Linked DNA regions of Mus musculus: region 2 is linked to region 1. A link is a loop called in an ENCODE intact Hi-C map of the cell type or tissue named here. Cell type or tissue: left cerebral cortex. All regions are shown on one strand.

What was found. Peaks named below come from ENCODE experiments on the same cell type or tissue, not always from the same donor. Only the 100,000 strongest peaks of a DNase experiment are listed, where the experiment ranks them.
Region 2: it touches region 1 in a loop (3-fold over the local background); 7 of 42 quality-filtered maps call a loop at or near these places.

Annotation. Positions count from the first base shown.
Region 1 is chr11:120,573,798-120,581,797 of GRCm38, forward strand. Arhgdia (Rho GDP dissociation inhibitor (GDI) alpha) reads right to left here and starts at 7,827. Exons shown (of 6, transcript NM_133796.8): 1 at 7,725-7,827; 2 at 6,385-6,596; 3 at 6,170-6,253; 4 at 5,871-5,947; 5 at 5,719-5,782; 6 at 4,302-5,633. The coding sequence starts at 6,574. The coding sequence ends at 5,434. In left cerebral cortex, CTCF peaks have their summits at 3,787, 6,082 (motif pointing right) and 7,847 (motif pointing right); DNase peaks (open chromatin) are centred at 3,600, 3,755, 5,594, 6,124 and 3 more places; H3K4me3 peaks cover 3,084 bases; H3K27ac peaks cover 2,039 bases.
Region 2 is chr11:120,481,536-120,489,535 of GRCm38, forward strand. Hgs (HGF-regulated tyrosine kinase substrate) reads left to right here. Exons shown (of 22, transcript NM_008244.3): 19 at 995-1,128; 20 at 1,209-1,328; 21 at 1,480-1,566; 22 at 1,854-2,449. The coding sequence ends at 1,964. Mrpl12 (mitochondrial ribosomal protein L12) reads left to right here and starts at 3,102. Exons shown (of 5, transcript NM_027204.3): 1 at 3,102-3,233; 2 at 3,708-3,894; 3 at 4,121-4,207; 4 at 6,562-6,699; 5 at 6,783-7,219. The coding sequence starts at 3,157. The coding sequence ends at 6,899. In left cerebral cortex, a CTCF peak has its summit at 7,920 (motif pointing right); DNase peaks (open chromatin) are centred at 3,044, 3,502 and 7,929; H3K4me3 peaks cover 1,876 bases; H3K27ac peaks cover 1,573 bases.

The DNA of each region.
Region 1 (8,000 bases):
TCGGTTGGACTTCCTTTTCCAGAATCATCTTCTACTTTGTGTCTCTATCCCTTAGTGACTTGGAACTCATTGTACACAGGCTGGCCTGGAACCCGAGGAAATACTTAAAAGATCTGCACCGGCCCACTGGGTGCTGTAGTTACAGCTGTGAGCAGTCCCTGTCCGTGTTCGGTCCATCTTTCTCTTTCTTTACTGCTCCCCGGCTGTCAACCGACCTGCTCTCCACGCCCAGCCCGGGAGCTCACTCCTAGAAGCATCTTCTTTTTTCACTTCCCACTACGAAAACTATCCTGATTGTCAAGGGTCATTAGAAAAGGCAAACACCCAAATATTAAGTATATAGATTGACTAGTACTACACTGCTCTCAGAAATGGATAAAAAACAAGAAATATGGCATATGGTTTTGTATTTTGATAGTTTTTTTTTTTTTAATTGTTTTTAGTTTTTCAAGACAGTGTTTTCCTGTATAGCCCTGGAACTCGATAGACACCAACCTGGCCTTGGACTCAGAGATCCATTTACCTCTGCCTCCTCAGAGTGCTGGCATCAAAGATGTGTGCCATCACTGCCTGGCAGTAGCTTCTTTAGCAACGTTGTCAATAAGGACATGCATGTATTACCTTTCCTACTAGAAACTCCTCTTATCTAGTGTGAGTTTCTTCCCTTGAAGACCAAGTCCTTTGTGCCCCAACCCATTCAGTGTAGGCAGAGAGGGAGTCAGATCCTGGTCGGAGCTCACTGGGAAACCTTCGAGTATATACGGGATGACTTTGCAGGCCTAGGAGAGCTATGAATGAATTTGCCCTGGAAGAGTACCTAATCTAGCAGCAGCTTGGCTAGGTGCTTGGTTTTTTCTCTGCCTATCTTTAGTGCCTGTACACATTCCTGACTTGGGTACAATAGAAATAGCTTCATATATGATGCTGCTATCTCCCAGTGATTTTTTTAGCTGCCTTGAGCTGTTCTAGAAACCATTATTTGGAACTAGAGACAAAAGAGCGGGCCACTGGTGGCACACCTTTAATCCCAGTATTCAGGAGGTAGAGGCAGTTGGATCTGTGTGTGGCCACCCTGGTCTACAAAGCAAGTTCTAGGACAGCCAGGGTTACACAGAAACCCTGTCTCAAAAAGTGAAAAAAGAGAAGAATGTTCGCTGGTATGGCAGTGTTCCCTTGTAATCCCAGTATTTGAGAGAGGCAGGTGGATTAGCTCTTTCTGTCTTGTTTTTGTGTCTCCCCTGTCCCCCTTCTTTAGCCCTATATATTTTTTTGAAACTCACTATGTAGACTAGCCTGGCCTCTCGAACTTTGAGCAATTGTACTGCCTCTGCCTCCTAAATGACTGGAATTACAGGTATAGTAAAATATACCAGGAGCTGAAGGACAACATGGGCTACTTGAGACCTTGTCTCAAAAAAAAAAAAAAAAAAAAAAAAAAAAGTTTCAGGATTTTGGTAATTAAATGCTAGGCGTGGGATGTTTTGTCTATGGAAGGGAAAAGAACAGGGCAGGGGAGGGAGTTGAGTGTGATAGTTTAAAGACAACTTGCCTTCAGGACCAGGGCTGAGTCTCAGTTTGCCTCTGGGCTCTGTGTCAGACACAGAATGGATAAAGCTCTCAATGCAGGCAGCTGCCATATCCACATAACAGAGTAGGGCTGCTGACGTTGTAGGAACAGAGGGGCAGCTGTGACACTCTCCTGATGATCACAGGATCTTAGACTAAAGAATGTCTTCAAATGTCTACTATCAGGGCTGGAGAGATGACTCAGTGGTTAAGAGCACTGACTGCTCTTCCAGAGGTTCTGAGTTCAATTCCCAGCAGCCACATGGTGTTTCACAACCATCTGAAATGGAATTCAGTGCCTTCTTCTGGTGTGTCTGAAGACTACTACAGTGTACTCATAAATAAAATAAATCTTAAGCCATGCGTGGTGGCTCAGCACTTGGGAGGCAGAGGCAGGTGGATTTCTGAGTTCGAGGCCTGCCTGGTCTACAAAGTGAGTTCCAGGACAGCCAGAGCTATACAGAGAAACCCTGTCTTGAAAAAACAAAAATAAATAAAAAAATCTTAAAAAAAAAAAAAAAAGTCTGCTATCTCTGCACTGGCTTCTACCAGGCAATCAACCACTGGAAAGAAGTCAGAGAGAGGCCTAAAATTCTTGGGCCCTCTGGGTTTGTTGAGTGGCCAGATAATATATGGGTAGTAATATAAGGGTAGTATGTCCCAACCTGAGAATGCAGGTCAGATCACCTGAACATCTACAAGCCCTTGAGGGCCCAGCTGATGACTTAGTTCTGTTTCCCAAGGCCTCTCTTACTTCTTCTAAGAGCAGCTGCCATTGCTGAAAAGAGGTGTTAGTTTGGACAACCTAGTATCAAGGTCCTGTAAGACCCACACTGAGTATTACACATTTTCTGGGCCATTGGAAATGCATTGAAATATCCTTCAGGCAGGAGTCTTACTCAGAGAAGATGCTCATCAACTATAGGTTGAGTTATTGGAGGTTTTGACTATTCCTAAGAGTTCTCAGAACCAAGCAACTCCCTTTTGGAGGGACACACCTGGCAGGGTGTCCAGTAGGGTGGACAGCAGATTGACTCCAAGACTGATTGACCTGGAGGGTGAACTGAAAGAGCTGATGACAGCCAAGCGGGAAGCAGAATGGTGTCCACGGCTATGGGGATGGTAGCTTTGGTTGGTACAGGATTGTGCTGGGCAGAGAAGGGTCTTGTAAATCACAATAGCAGATGTTTACACAGCATGGAAGCTGACTGCTCATCAACTGGTACTACCTACAGCCCATCACTTTCCTCAGGAGAGGAGGCCTGTCTATAGGTGTCTGAAGAGCCAAGAAGCTAGGCAATTCCTGGGAGTCCTAGTCAGAGAGGAGCTGCTGTGGAGAATGCCTGGCTCCTGAGGGCCTTGCAACAGCTCTCCACAGAGGCAGGTTAGGGGGCGTGAGATTGGGAGGATCTGGTTAGACTTGGGACCTAGGAAACACATCATGCACTTTGAGGCCACTCTGAGTTAACCTGCACTGGGAGGAGCCAGAGCAAAGTCCTAGCTGTTGGCAGTAGGCTTGTACACTTGGAACTTAGGGTCTGAGTTCACACACTTAGCTGCCTAGGACAAACTCAGAGCTGTAAGATTAAGTATCTTGGTCCAAAGAGAGCTTCAGAAGCCCTTATTTGATAAACAGCATCGCTGAGAGCATCTAATAAACACTTTAAGGATGAGCTAGGAGACTGGTTGGCTCTGCAGTTTGGAGAAAAGGCTTCACCCTGCTCAGGCCCCGACTGCTGGGGCCAGGAAGAGTTCTGGGTAAGGATTGGATCAACAATTTGGCTGCCTAGTACAAGGAGCTGCTATTATCAGGTTAGTGTCCCACAGAAGGTTGGTTCTGGGGTCCGCCAGTCTTTGGCTCCGATGGATCTAGTAAAAATGGCGGACATGGCCCAATTTATGGTCAGCTGTCAGCAACAAGACAAAAAGGTATCTTTTGGCCCCCTGCAATAAAGGTTCATCACACTATTCACCACTGGTGGACCCCAAGGCAAGATTGGCAGGGCTCCAGCAAAGTAGCCGATTACTACTCGCTACACAACTGGTACACCCACTTTCCTGAACAGCTTCATCAGAGGGTGGTTTTCCAAAGCTAGCATAAGGCTGAAAAGGGAAGTTTTTAGACTGACTCCTGTAAAGGCAGGATGGGGTTTTGAGGTTACTAGGTACCTTTGGTTGTGCTGAAGACAGACAAGTAATCCTGCCTCCCTGTGGTCACTACAGAGAGCTACACAAGAGCCCTGTTAAGGCTTAGTGGCTTTTCAGGGTTCTGCTACAAGCTTCATGGTTCAGTGGTCCTGCCCTTTCTCCCTAGGTTCGTGGGTGCTCTAGAGAGCACAGTACTGGAGATGTGCAGAGGCTCGGTTTCCTGTTCCAACTAGCCTCACTAACAGGCATAGGGAACTCTCTCACCAGGTCGACCTACACATGCAAGTTGTTCAGAGCCAGATCAGTTTGATCTTCCAGCAGGGCTCCATACTGAGGGCAAGTCCCAGCCAGGGGAAATTTAGATATGCTGACTCAGGCAATCCCTCTATGCCCAGGGCCAGCACTGTGACCCATGGGCCTGGGGTTTGTTCTATATTCACATCTCCACAGGAAGCCAGGAGCAAAGACAAAACAGGGCTGTTAGCAGCAGACAACCTTGTAGCCAGGACATCTGATCTGAGGGACATCCACCCTCCACTGGATTCTTACCATTCCCTACAAAACCCCAACACAAGCTGCACAGACCACACAATCCCAGACTCCTTCAGGGGTGTTTATTTCCCAGTCAGAAGAGAAGCAGGGACAGGCTCCTCTGCCTGTTGAGGCTGGGCCTGGCAGACACCACACAGGGACTGGGGATAGGGAGGGGAGGCACAGGAGACAGCTCCCAACTGTGTGAACTTGGTCCCACATTTGTCCTGGCTGGGTCCAGGGAGGGTCGGCCCAGGGATGGTGGCACCAAGAACCAGGGCAGAGGCATCAGGCCAGCTGGCCCAAATGGAGGCAATAAATACTGACAGGCCAGGCACGAGGTTCAGGCCACGTGGCCCAGGTGAGACAAGTAAGGCTCGGCTGGCTTTGTCCCTCAGGGGCTCTCTGTGGGGACAGGGGCTCCGAGTACTGCCTACAAGGGACAGAGAAGGCAGAGGAATGAGGCACCCTACCCTGCCTCCTAGATGGGGCTGGAGGCATCGAGTTTTGGCAATTGACCCTCCCCTAGCTACTGGAGCCACCCCCAACCCTGGCCACGGGGAGGGGAAGAGCTGGCCAGGCTCGCAGGAAGCAACAGCAGCGCACCCCAGGCCTCCCTTGGGTGGGTCACTGGGATGGGGATGGCAGACGAGGCGAGGACAGGGAGAGCACATGCTCATGCAGACAGGGAGTTAAGAGTTAGCGACGGCCCCCAGCACACGTTCCACATGTTAAGGCATCATGGTTAGACAGTGACTGACAGTGATGGATGACCTGGCCAGGGAGTGGTGGGACTAGAGGACAGATAGCCCAGCCCTTCCCCATGCTGCGACAGAGACAAGGTGGGCTGGACAACCCTGACAGTGTTCTGTTCCATTCTAGAAGCCAGGGCCTGAGGAAGGGAAGACAGAGGGAACCTGGAGGGACACAGCAGATTGGAGGCCTGGGCTGGAACCCCTCCCCCACTGCACAGGCAGAAGCAGCAATGTGACACTGGAGACCACAGGGGCCTGCGGGCAGGAGGTGGAGGAGGGGCAGACAGGAGAGCTGACTGCCTGAGTGGACTAGGGAGGAATGACGGGTGAGGGAGGTCCTGTCAGCACTTTGGTTTGGGGTAGGTAGGGGGTTAGGGTGGGGCATGTCGGTCCTTCTGTCTGTCCGTCGCCCTGCCCGTCTCCCAGCTGGAGCTCAGTCCTTCCACTCCTTTTTGATGGTGAGATTCCACTCCCAGGACAGGTGGTCAGTCTTGTCGTCATCTGTGAAGCGCGACTTGATGTTGTAACTGCCCCGAGCAAGCATGCCTTTGGGAGCCTCCTCCATGGGTGTCAGGAACTCATACTCCTCGGCCCTCGGCCCATAGCTCCCGACCATGTAGTCAGTCTTGTCAACTGAGGGACAGGAGAGGCAGGATTACTGGTGCTGCACGCCCCTCCCAGGCCCAATGGCTCCCCACTCTATGGCCCGCCCACTCACTTTTGACCCCTTTCCTGTATGTGTGTTGGATGTACTTCATGCCGGACACGATCTCTCTGTTCACCTGTGGGGACACAGAGCCAGGGTCAGCTGCCTTCCCAGGCTTGCCCCTCTGCCCCTTGTTTCCAGGCCTCTCAAAGCCCCCACCTTACCCGGAAAGAGATTTTTATCCGGTACTCCACACCTTCCTTCAAGACAAACGACTGTTTCTTGAAGCTCTCCAGATCACCTGTATTGAGGAGGAGTCTCCGCTGACTGCTTGCTTGAAGGGCTCTCCACCCTGCTACATTCACTCTCCCCAGCCCCTTCCCTGACACAAAGCAGAGCTTCGGCAAGCCCCTAGCTGCACTTCCCCTCTTCTCCACCAGAGGGCATCAGTGCAGAAAATTATTTTTAGGGGTAGAGGCAAGATGCCAGCTGGCCCCACCCAGGGATTCTAATACCCACTCACCTGTCAGGTCCAGTTCCAGAGGGCCTGGGGCAGTGCTGCATACCAAGGTCAGTCGAGTCACAATGACATTGGGGACGTTGGGGTCTGCAGAGTGAGAGTTAAGAGTCAGAGTCCCATCCCTTAAGATTTTTCTTTTTAAACTCACTCCTTGGAAGAGTGGTCTGGAAAGAGACTGGGCACAGGTTTAGATGACATCCTTCCTCCAAGCCACCTACCTGCAGAGACAGCTACTCGGCCCAGCAGGGCCTCCTTGTACTTTCGGAGGCTTTCATCGTCCTTGTCCAGTTCCTGGATCTCCTGGATGCTCTTCTGGGCTGGAGGCTTGTAGTTCACAGAGTGCTCATCTTCCTCATTCTCTGCAGCTATCTGCGCAAGCTGCTCAGCAGTGGGTTCCTGTTCTGCCATGCTTACCTCTAGCTTGGGACACCTGTGGGCGGGGCATGAGCAGGACTGTGACAGCCTGGAGGCATTCCACCCTAGGCAGACCCTGACACCTGCAGGACACCTGACTGGAACTTTGAGAGGATGCTGCCACTGCCCTACGCAGAGGCCCATTTGAGAGGACTAGAACCCCAAGCAACGAAATGGGACCACAGCCTGTTCCTCAGAGAAGCAAAACACCTTTCCTCCCCACTAAGAATAAGCCTCCAGACCGAACTGAACTGGCAGACGCAACACTAAATCCCTGGGGTCCTGTTGCTGTCCCTAGCTGCCCAGGCTCTCATCTTACTGGGTTGGGTCATGGAGGTAAGTTCTCCGACAGGGAGATGCTCTGTATGTTAGCCACGTGCAGGACAAGGGTCTGTTTGTTCGTCCCTTCCAATGGAATACTGTCCTAAGCTCAACTATGTGATGACCGCTTAAATCCCAAGAGCCCAAAGGGGATCCTAAATACGCAGGTCTGTCCTCTCTAGTGAGGGTCTGCGTATGCAACTTGGGAGCTAGTGCACCGCTTGCAAATAAATCTCAGGAGCCTGTTTCTGGGCCCTGACCCTAAACCTTTAGTGGCGGTGAGGAACCAACCAGGACGGAAGCGCCTAGATGCCTTTCAGTTCCGCAGATTCCCAAACGTCTCTCGGAAACCCACTGTGATGCCTACAGGCAATGCGCAGCGGTCCCGGGAAGAGCCCGGCCGTTGTCCCTCTGAGAGGTGTCCGCCAAGGAAACACATAAAGCGGCGGTCCGAAACCCGGAGGCTACAGACAACCCCACCCGACGCCAAGCGTGGCCGCCGGCGACAGCATCAGGGCGCGGCCCGCACTTCCGTAGAGCCCGCAATCCGAGCGGGGCGGGGCCGCGCGGCGGGAGCCCCGGGCCAGGCCCCGCGCCGGACCCCGCCCGCGAGGCCGAGGAAGGGGGTCCCCTGGTAGCAGGCGCGCAGGCCCGGGGGGCCGCGGCCCCTCCGGCAGGACCTGCGCTGCCGCCCTGGCCCGCCCCGCCCGCCCGCCCGGGTGACCGCGCCCCGCCCGCGAGCGCCGCAGTCGCCCGCGACGCCGCACAAAGCCAACCCACTCCCCTCCCGCACTGCACCGCGCTGCGCCACGCGCCCACTCACCGGAGGCTCGACCGCCGCTCTCGCGCTCCCTCCCGCACCAAATGACGAACGTCGTCCGCCGCCCGCCGCTCGGACGGTCACTTCCGGGGTCACAAGACTTCCGCTCTCGCGGGCGGGGTCGCCTTGCGCATGCGCCGCCAGGGGGCGCGGGTCGGCGCCGTCGCCATTTTGCTGCGGGCCTCGTGGGCGCGTCCCGCGTGGGCCGGCGCCCTCGCGCCTTCTGCCGAATGCCGGGTGCGAGGGTTTGTGGGACACGAGAGCCGGCTCTTCCAGAGC
Region 2 (8,000 bases), 92 kb before region 1:
TAAGAGAACTCAGCTGTTATAACTCCTGAGCCATCTCTGTCCCTGTCACAGTTGATTTTAATACATTATCGGTGTAATCCACGTGAGTGCTGATTGCTTGTGTCACCTTAACTGGCCTGTCACCTTTTGATAAGGTCAGTTTGGCACTCTACCTGCTTTGTCTGTTCTTTGGTTCTCTGGGATCCCACGTCCTCTCTGTGGGGATGGATAGTCAGTCATTAGAAGGCAAAATCTCAGACAGTATATGGTGGTGTGCATCCTACAATCCCAACACTTGAGAAGTTGAGGCAGGAGGACTCCAAGGCCTAACAGACGGTTAAGGCTTAGGTTCTTAGGGTGAATTTACAGTCTGTAGGTTACTGAGGACCGTGTGTGTGTATGTGTGTGTGTGTGTGTGTGTGTGTGTGTGTGTGTGTGTGAGAAGCAAACTAGGTTCCCCCTAATGTTTCCCATTCTGACAGCTTGGATGGCCTGCACTATCCCTAGTGTGTGTCTTCATTTCTATCATAGTGGTCTTTTCTGAAGTGTTAGCCTGGGCTGCTGTAAGTCAGGACTGTTTGTCTTTGTTGCTGTGGTCTCAGTTTTGAAACTCCAAGTATGGGCTTCAGAAATTATCAGTGTCAGCTCTCCCTAACTCCTTCAGTCTGACTACCACTTGTTCCAAGACAGTTTGAAGGGTGGGGCTGTAGCTCAGGTAGAGAGTGCTTGCCCAATGTGGATAAGACCCTGGGCTCAGCCCCTTGCACTATGAAAACAAAAAGAACTTGGTTCTTTTTTTTTTTTTTTTTTTTTTTTTTGCTTCCCCCTCCCATAGGACCTCATCCCACCCCACCCCACCCCACCCACCCCCACACATGTTGGCTTTACTTTTCTTTTACGAGGATGTGAAACATATCCCTGGCTTTGAAAGTCACAACAAAAGGAGAAACCCAGGCGAGGGTGTTCTTTTCTAATCTCATTTCTGTGCTGAGCCAGCTCACCTTTGTTGTCACAGATCCCAGCATGGTCAGCGCCTACATGTACCCAACAGGTGCCCCTGGGGCACAGGCAGCCCCTCAGGCCCAGGCCGGGCCCACCACCAGTCCTGCCTACTCCTCCTACCAGCCCACACCAACCCCAGGCTACCAGGTATGTGGGCACCCAGCATCTACACCCAGCCGTTGCCTGTTCCTCATCTTTTCCCTCACCTCACTGCCTTCCTTCCATAGAGCGTGGCTTCTCAGGCCCCACAGAGCCTCCCAGCCATCTCACAGCCTCCACAGACCAGCAACATAGGCTACATGGGGAGCCAGCCAATGTCCATGGGCTACCAGCCGTACAATATGCAGGTAAAGAGACCTAGTCTTTGCTAGGCACAGAGGGCTATCCCAGGCAGGCCCTCTCCTCCTTGCTCTCGCTTCTGCTTTCTTCCAGCCAGGAGGGTCTGTTTGTGTCTGGTCACAGATAACTCAGTGTCGGGCTCCATCTTACTTCCCACAGAATCTCATGACCGCCCTTCCCGGGCAGGATGCGTCTCTGCCAGCCCAGCAGCCCTACATCCCAGGGCAGCAGCCCCTGTACCAGCAGGTGAGCCGTCTCCCAGCGGCCTGCCCTTGGACTTCTGAGCTTCCTTTGATCCCTTGCACTGGGTGCATCAGGGGCTTTGCTCAGCAGACAGAATCATGACATGCCATTAAGTGCACGTATGTACACATGCGTCCATATTGCACAGGAGACAAGTTTACAAGAGATCACACGTGCCATTGCCATATTGGTAACAACCTGATCTACTATGTGCTAAGGTGAAGCTTGTTCTAAGCCGAAGGTTTTGTTTGTGAAGGGGGGTGATGAGCCTATCTGCTCTTTCTCTCCAGATGGCCCCCAGCACCGGCCCTCCCCAGCAGCAACCCCCTGTGGCCCAGCCAGCGCCTACACAGGGACCGCCAGCACAGGGCAGTGAGGCCCAGCTCATCTCCTTTGACTGACCTTGAGTCTGGCGCTCACCATGCAGAGTAACACTACAGTTCACCAGAAACCACTTATATGTCTAACTAGCCATTCCTCCCCTATTACTGCCCTGTAGTGTCCCTTCTGTGAGCAAGGGGTGGGCCTTCCCCCTTGGCCCTCTTCCCTGTCCTCGGTGGTCTGGCTCCTATCACTGGTTCCCTGCTTCAGTCCTGATGCCGTCTGACCTCCCCGGGACTGGGGCTCTGCAGGGCAAGTAGAACCTTCTCTGGAGAGTGCCCGGCTGTGTTGGGTGCCACAGGTGAATGCTGTGGGGATGCTTAGCCTGGCCCGGAGTCTGATGTGAACTAACTGTGTGGTGTCCAGGCCTGGCCCTGGTACCCAGAAGAACCATGTGGCTCCTGCACAGCAAGGGTAGAAGCTTTAGGTATCTCTGTCTCCCCTTCTCCTTGGATGTCATCTCTCAGTGCAGAGCAGTGAAAATAAAATGTATTTCAAAACTCTCATGATTGATTGTTCGGGCAGCAGGCTGGGTTGGACCAACAATTTAATAGTCTGCATCTGTTGTGGAGTGTGCTGGGTACTGGCTGAGAAACCGTGGACTTGCCAACAGTCTCCTTCCTGGTGGGGATTCTGCAGACTCATCTGGTGCAGGATACATCACCAGGCGGGTGAGGAAGGGTGCAAACGCGGGCTTTTGCAGCCCAACTGCCCTCAGGATTACCCACTGCTTAAGGTTTTAGCTCTCAATAGCTCACCCTGAAATATACGGTTCAACCTGACTTCTGTGAGGTCTCAAGTTTTGCTCTTTCCCTCCCCGCTAAGCGCCCGCCTTAGTGTGCACTCAAAGGAGGCGGTTCCGCCTAGTGAGCTCTTGGGAGGACTCCAGGCCCTTCCTTCTCCTAGGTTTAGAGTACTGGGCTCCTGAGGTTGCTAACCTCTTGGACCACTGAGTTGAATTCAAGGGGCTATGAGTTCCGTAGGTAAAGGGGTGGGGGCGCCTACTTATTCCCCTGGCGAGACAAAGGCGTGCGGAACACGACTGATGGAGAAAGCGCCAACCCAGTATTGTCTCCGCGCCTGCGCGTCGCACCGCCTAGTGCGTAATACCAGGAGCCAACCCGGGCTAGAGCGGCCCGGACAGCTCGCCTCCTCCCGGATAGAGCGTCGCTTCCGCTTAGAGCCGCGTGTGACCTTCCCGCTTGCGGAGCTATGCTGCCGGTGGCGGCTAGCCGCTGCCTGTGGGGGCCACGGCTTGGACTCCGGGGGGCAGCGCTTCGCCTTGCCAGGTAAAGCGGTGGTCTAGAGCGCCATTGCCGGGGCGGCGGGCAGGAAGTAGGTTCAGAGGGAAGGGGTGACGGGCGCATCGCCACCTTCCGCGGCCCAGCCTGCGGGGCGTGGAGAGGGCGGCTCGGCCTGGGCGACCTTGGGTGCAGGTACCTTTCGTCCCCAGCTTCCCGCCGCTGAGACCCATCGCCGTGGTCGGCAGCATAGCCCGAGCCCCGTGCTTTGGAAGGCTTGGTGCAGCACTGTGCACCCGCCAGGCTGATGTATTCCATTCAACCAGAAGCCTGCCGTTCTGGGCAGTATTGCAGACATAGTCGTGGGCTCCTGAGGCTCTATGGGAAATGTAGGAAAGCTTTTTCGGGTCCCTTAACCCCAGCTTGTGGAGCCTGGCCTCAGCGGTGGCAGACTGAGCACATGGATCTTGTACCCTTGAGTCTCCCGTTTTTTCTGATCTAACGGCTGTTTGCCTGGGGTAGGCAACAGATGCCCAGCGTCTGTGCAGCGCGGCAGTTGAGAAGCAGCAGCCACCGAAGGAGTGAAGCACTCGCCGGCGCACCTCTGGATAATGCTCCCAAAGAATACCCCCCCAAGATCCAGCAGCTGGTCCAAGACATTGCCAGCCTTACGCTCCTGGAGATCTCAGACCTCAACGAACTCCTGAAGGTATTAGGAGAGATCGGCACAGGCCAGGACTAAAGTCCCTGCCTTCTAGTTGTATTTTTACCAAACAAAGGTCAGAGGTCCCTGTCTCTTCTGGGGTGTTTTGGGAGTTTGGTAAATTATCAAATGTACTTTCCTAGGTGGTAGGGCCAAATAGGCTTGTACCTCCATTTGTACCTCCATTTAGGGTTTGATAAGCAGCCACTGAGACCTCTCCTTCATCCTACAGAAAACATTGAAGATCCAGGATGTCGGCCTTATGCCAATGGGTGGCATGGTGCCTGGTCCCGTCTCTGCTGCAGCACCGGCCTCTGAGGTGAGCCTAGGCCACAGGAAGACCCAGTTCTGTGTGCCCAGTTAACTGCCCGACTCAATAACTTAGGTATTTCCCTGTTCCTCCTTGAGTCTGTAGCTGTAATCCCTGTGTTCTGCTGTGGGCTCCCTGCAATAGCTTTGGGAAATTTTCTGCCGAAGGCATTCGAGATCTTTACTAGTGCGTGCATGTGTGTGGGTGTGCATGAGCAGGGGGTGGTCAAAGGTCAGCTTTTGGGGGTTCTCCCCTTCCGCATGGGTTCTGGGGATCAGGACCTCGATTCTGTAAGCTAGCTTTCCTTCTGCCCTCTGAGCTACACTGGTGGGAAAAATGATCTGAAGAGAGGAAACGGTACGCCAAACAGTGCAGCAGTCTTGAGTATTATTAAAAGTAGGGAGGGCACAGAGATGTTGTGGGAGAGTGCCTGCCTCAAGTGCACTGCACCAATTTGGACAGGTAGGGAAGAGACTTGGAATTTCGAGGAAGGCCTCTACAACATGACAATGTTGAATCAAACTTGAAGGTGTTGAGGAAGAGAAAGCAAGGTGTTTCTCAAAGAGTTCTGGCTGACAGAGGGTTTCCAAGTGATTTTTTTTTTTAAAGATTTATTTATTTATTATATGTAAGTACACTGTAGCTGTCTTCAGACATTTCCAGAAGAGGGAGTCAGATCTCATTAAGGATGGTTGTAAGCCACCATGTGGTTGCTGGGATTTGAACTCACGACCTTCGGAAGAGCAGTCGGTGCTTTTAACCGCTGAGCCATCTCTCCAGCCCTCCAAGGGATATTTAAATTTTGAGTGGGAGAAGCCAGGCAGTGGTGGCACACATCCTAACATTTGGGAGGCAGAGACAGACAGATTTCTGAGTTCGGGGTCAGCCTGGTCTATAGAGTGAGTTCCAGGACAGCCAAGGCTGTACCAAGAAACCCTGACTTGAAAAACCAGGGGGAAGAAATCTGAAGGGAGGGCCAGGCAAGGTAGCATACACTTTTAATCTCAGCACTTGGGAAGTAAATGCAGGCAGATCTCTGAATTCTCAGCCTTCCAGGGCAACGCAGTGAAACCCTATGTCAGATAAGTGCTGCTTAGTTTGTGTGTGTGCCACATGTATGTGGGTAGCTAGCGAGGTCAGAAGAGAGTGTGGGGTCCCTTAAGCTGGAGGTGAAGGCTGTTGTTACCAGCCTGACATGGGTGCTGGGAACTGAACTCAGGCTCCTATGAACAACAGAGTGTACTCTTAGCTTCTGAGCCATTTCTCCAGCCCAGACTTCACTTTTAAAGCAAGGCTAGGTCTCATTGCCTAAGCTGGAGTGCCTTTGAAAAAGGTCATAACTGTATCAGGATGCAGGCCCAATCCAGTTGTGTCCCAGATGGTGGGGCTCAAAGCTGGGACCACAAGAATAAGGCTTGAAATAGTTGTCACTCTAGCCGGGCCTGTAGTGTATGCCTTCAAACCCCAGCACTCAGGAGGCAGGTGAAACTGTTTGACCCAACCTGGTCCATAAAGTGAGTCCCAGGTCACCTAGGCCTGTCACGTAAAGAAACCCTGTCTCAACCCTCCCCTCCCATTCCACCCCCTCAAAAATGGTTCTGTCGTTGTCGTGGCTGAGGATTGAGGTAGTCCTGATGTTTCTGTAACCATTTATTATCTGCAAAGCATTTGTTATTCTCCCTGCCTTGTAGGTTCCAATTGCTGGTTACCTATATATGCGTGCGTGCGTGCGTGTGCGTGCGTTCACAAGGAAGCCTCCGTGTTCAAGCACCACTTACCTCATTTTTAGACACGTTCTTTCCCTCGGCCTGGAACTTGTTGATAAGGCTAGGCTGGGTAGCCAGTGGGCCCTTGGGTCCTGTTGTGTTCCTTGTCAGTGCTGGGTCACAGGCACAAGCTACTGTGCCTCATTTCTTTTTCATGGGCTCCAGGGATCCACTTCAGATCCTCAAACTTGCAAGACAAACATCTACCCAGCCCCATCAATTACAATCTTTAAGAGATGTAAAATGAGCCGGGCAGTAGCGATGCACACCTTTAATCCCAGCACTCTGGAGGCAGAAGCAGGCAGATCTGAGTTGAGGCCAGCCTGGTCTACAGGACAAGTTCCAGGATATCCAGGGCTACACAGAGTAGACTCTGTCTCACAAATTCCAAAAGCACACAGGGACACCGCCGTAGAGGATGGCAAAGGGAGGCACAGAGTATGTCTTGTTCCGGGGAGAGGTCCTGTGAAAGATCTGCCTGGTGTGGCTTTGTGCAGGTAGAGCTCAGGTTATGTTTGGATCTTACCTGCAGGTCCTGGTGGGGCAGCCACACCCCATCCTTCCCTACTCACCTCATCTTTGTTTCCACACCCTAAGGCGGCCGAGGAGGAAGACGTCCCCAAACAGAAAGAGCGGACACACTTCACCGTCCGCCTGACAGAGGCAAAGCCTGTGGACAAAGTAAAGCTGATCAAGGAGATCAAGAACTACGTCCAGGGCATCAACCTCGTCCAGGTGCGGCCCGCTCCTCAGTGCCTTCTCCTCTCCTCGGTGGGACAGCTTTAATGCCCCACACTTCTGACTGTTGTCTCTTTCAGGCCAAGAAGCTGGTAGAGTCCCTGCCCCAGGAAATCAAAGCCAACGTCGCCAAAGCTGAGGCCGAGAAGATCAAAGCAGCCTTGGAGGCAGTGGGTGGCACCGTGGTTCTGGAGTGAGGCATGGTTATGAGGACTTACGGACTAGAGTTCTGGGATCCGGGCAAAGCCTGCTCACCCCGATTCACTCCCAGCTGCTGTGGTGGGAGCAACAGCTAGTGACGCGAGTGTCCGAAGTCTCCTGAGAGGGACAGGATGGACCTACTGTGATGGGGTGGGGCAGTGACAACCTTTGCAGAACTCACAAGAGATTGCCTTGGGAGCTTACCAAGTGAACACACCCTCTGGTGGCTACTGAGAAAATATACTATTCAGGCTGGGGTGTTCAATGAGTGGTGTGTGTGCCCAGGGCTGGGAGTATAAAGGACCACCTGGAGGCATGTGTGTGTCCTGAACCTTGCTTGGGGCCTGCAGCCATATATCACGTCTCATTGTTTGTGGGAGGGGCCTATCCTTGATGTGTCCACCCAGACACAGCACAGAATGGAGCTGGGTTTAAGGGAGGGGTTGTGTCTTGATGTTTGGATGAGGAATTTCCATATAGATACTTGGAGAGGTAGTGTTCCTTTAAGATGTAGCCCTGGCTGTCCTGGAACTTGTTTGTAGACCAGGCTGCCTTTGAACTCAAATCCACCTGCTTCTACCTGCTGTGTATCAACACTGCCCAACATATACTTGGAGATTTCAAAGTAGCAAAGTGTAACCCTGGCCCAACAGTCTTGGATCCAGAATAGACTCAGGTGAAGGGGCGGGGCAGAGCTGTTAACTCTTAATACCCAAGGCAAGATTGTTGCCCATTGGGAGATAAGGGCACTTAAACTTAGAAGATGGGAGTTCTGATGGATTTGGGATAGGGCAGCGTGGAAGAAGGGGCTTGTGCATGCAGGTCTTGGAAGACCCAGACCAAGCCTGGATTGGGTCCCACCCAAGGTAGCATGTGGGGTATGTTCTTTTGTTCCTAGAACTCTGAGCTGAGCCTAGGAGAGCAACAGTTTCTTCATTTGAAATGCTCAGTAGTATGTGAACAGAAGGTATCCTCTGGCACTGGTACTGAATATTTGCAGTTCCTGTAAGAGACCAGAAGAGGGCAGTGTTGCCTTGTGATTGGCAGCCCCACCCAGCTATAAACCAGTCCACTCCACCCTACATAGCCAGGAAACT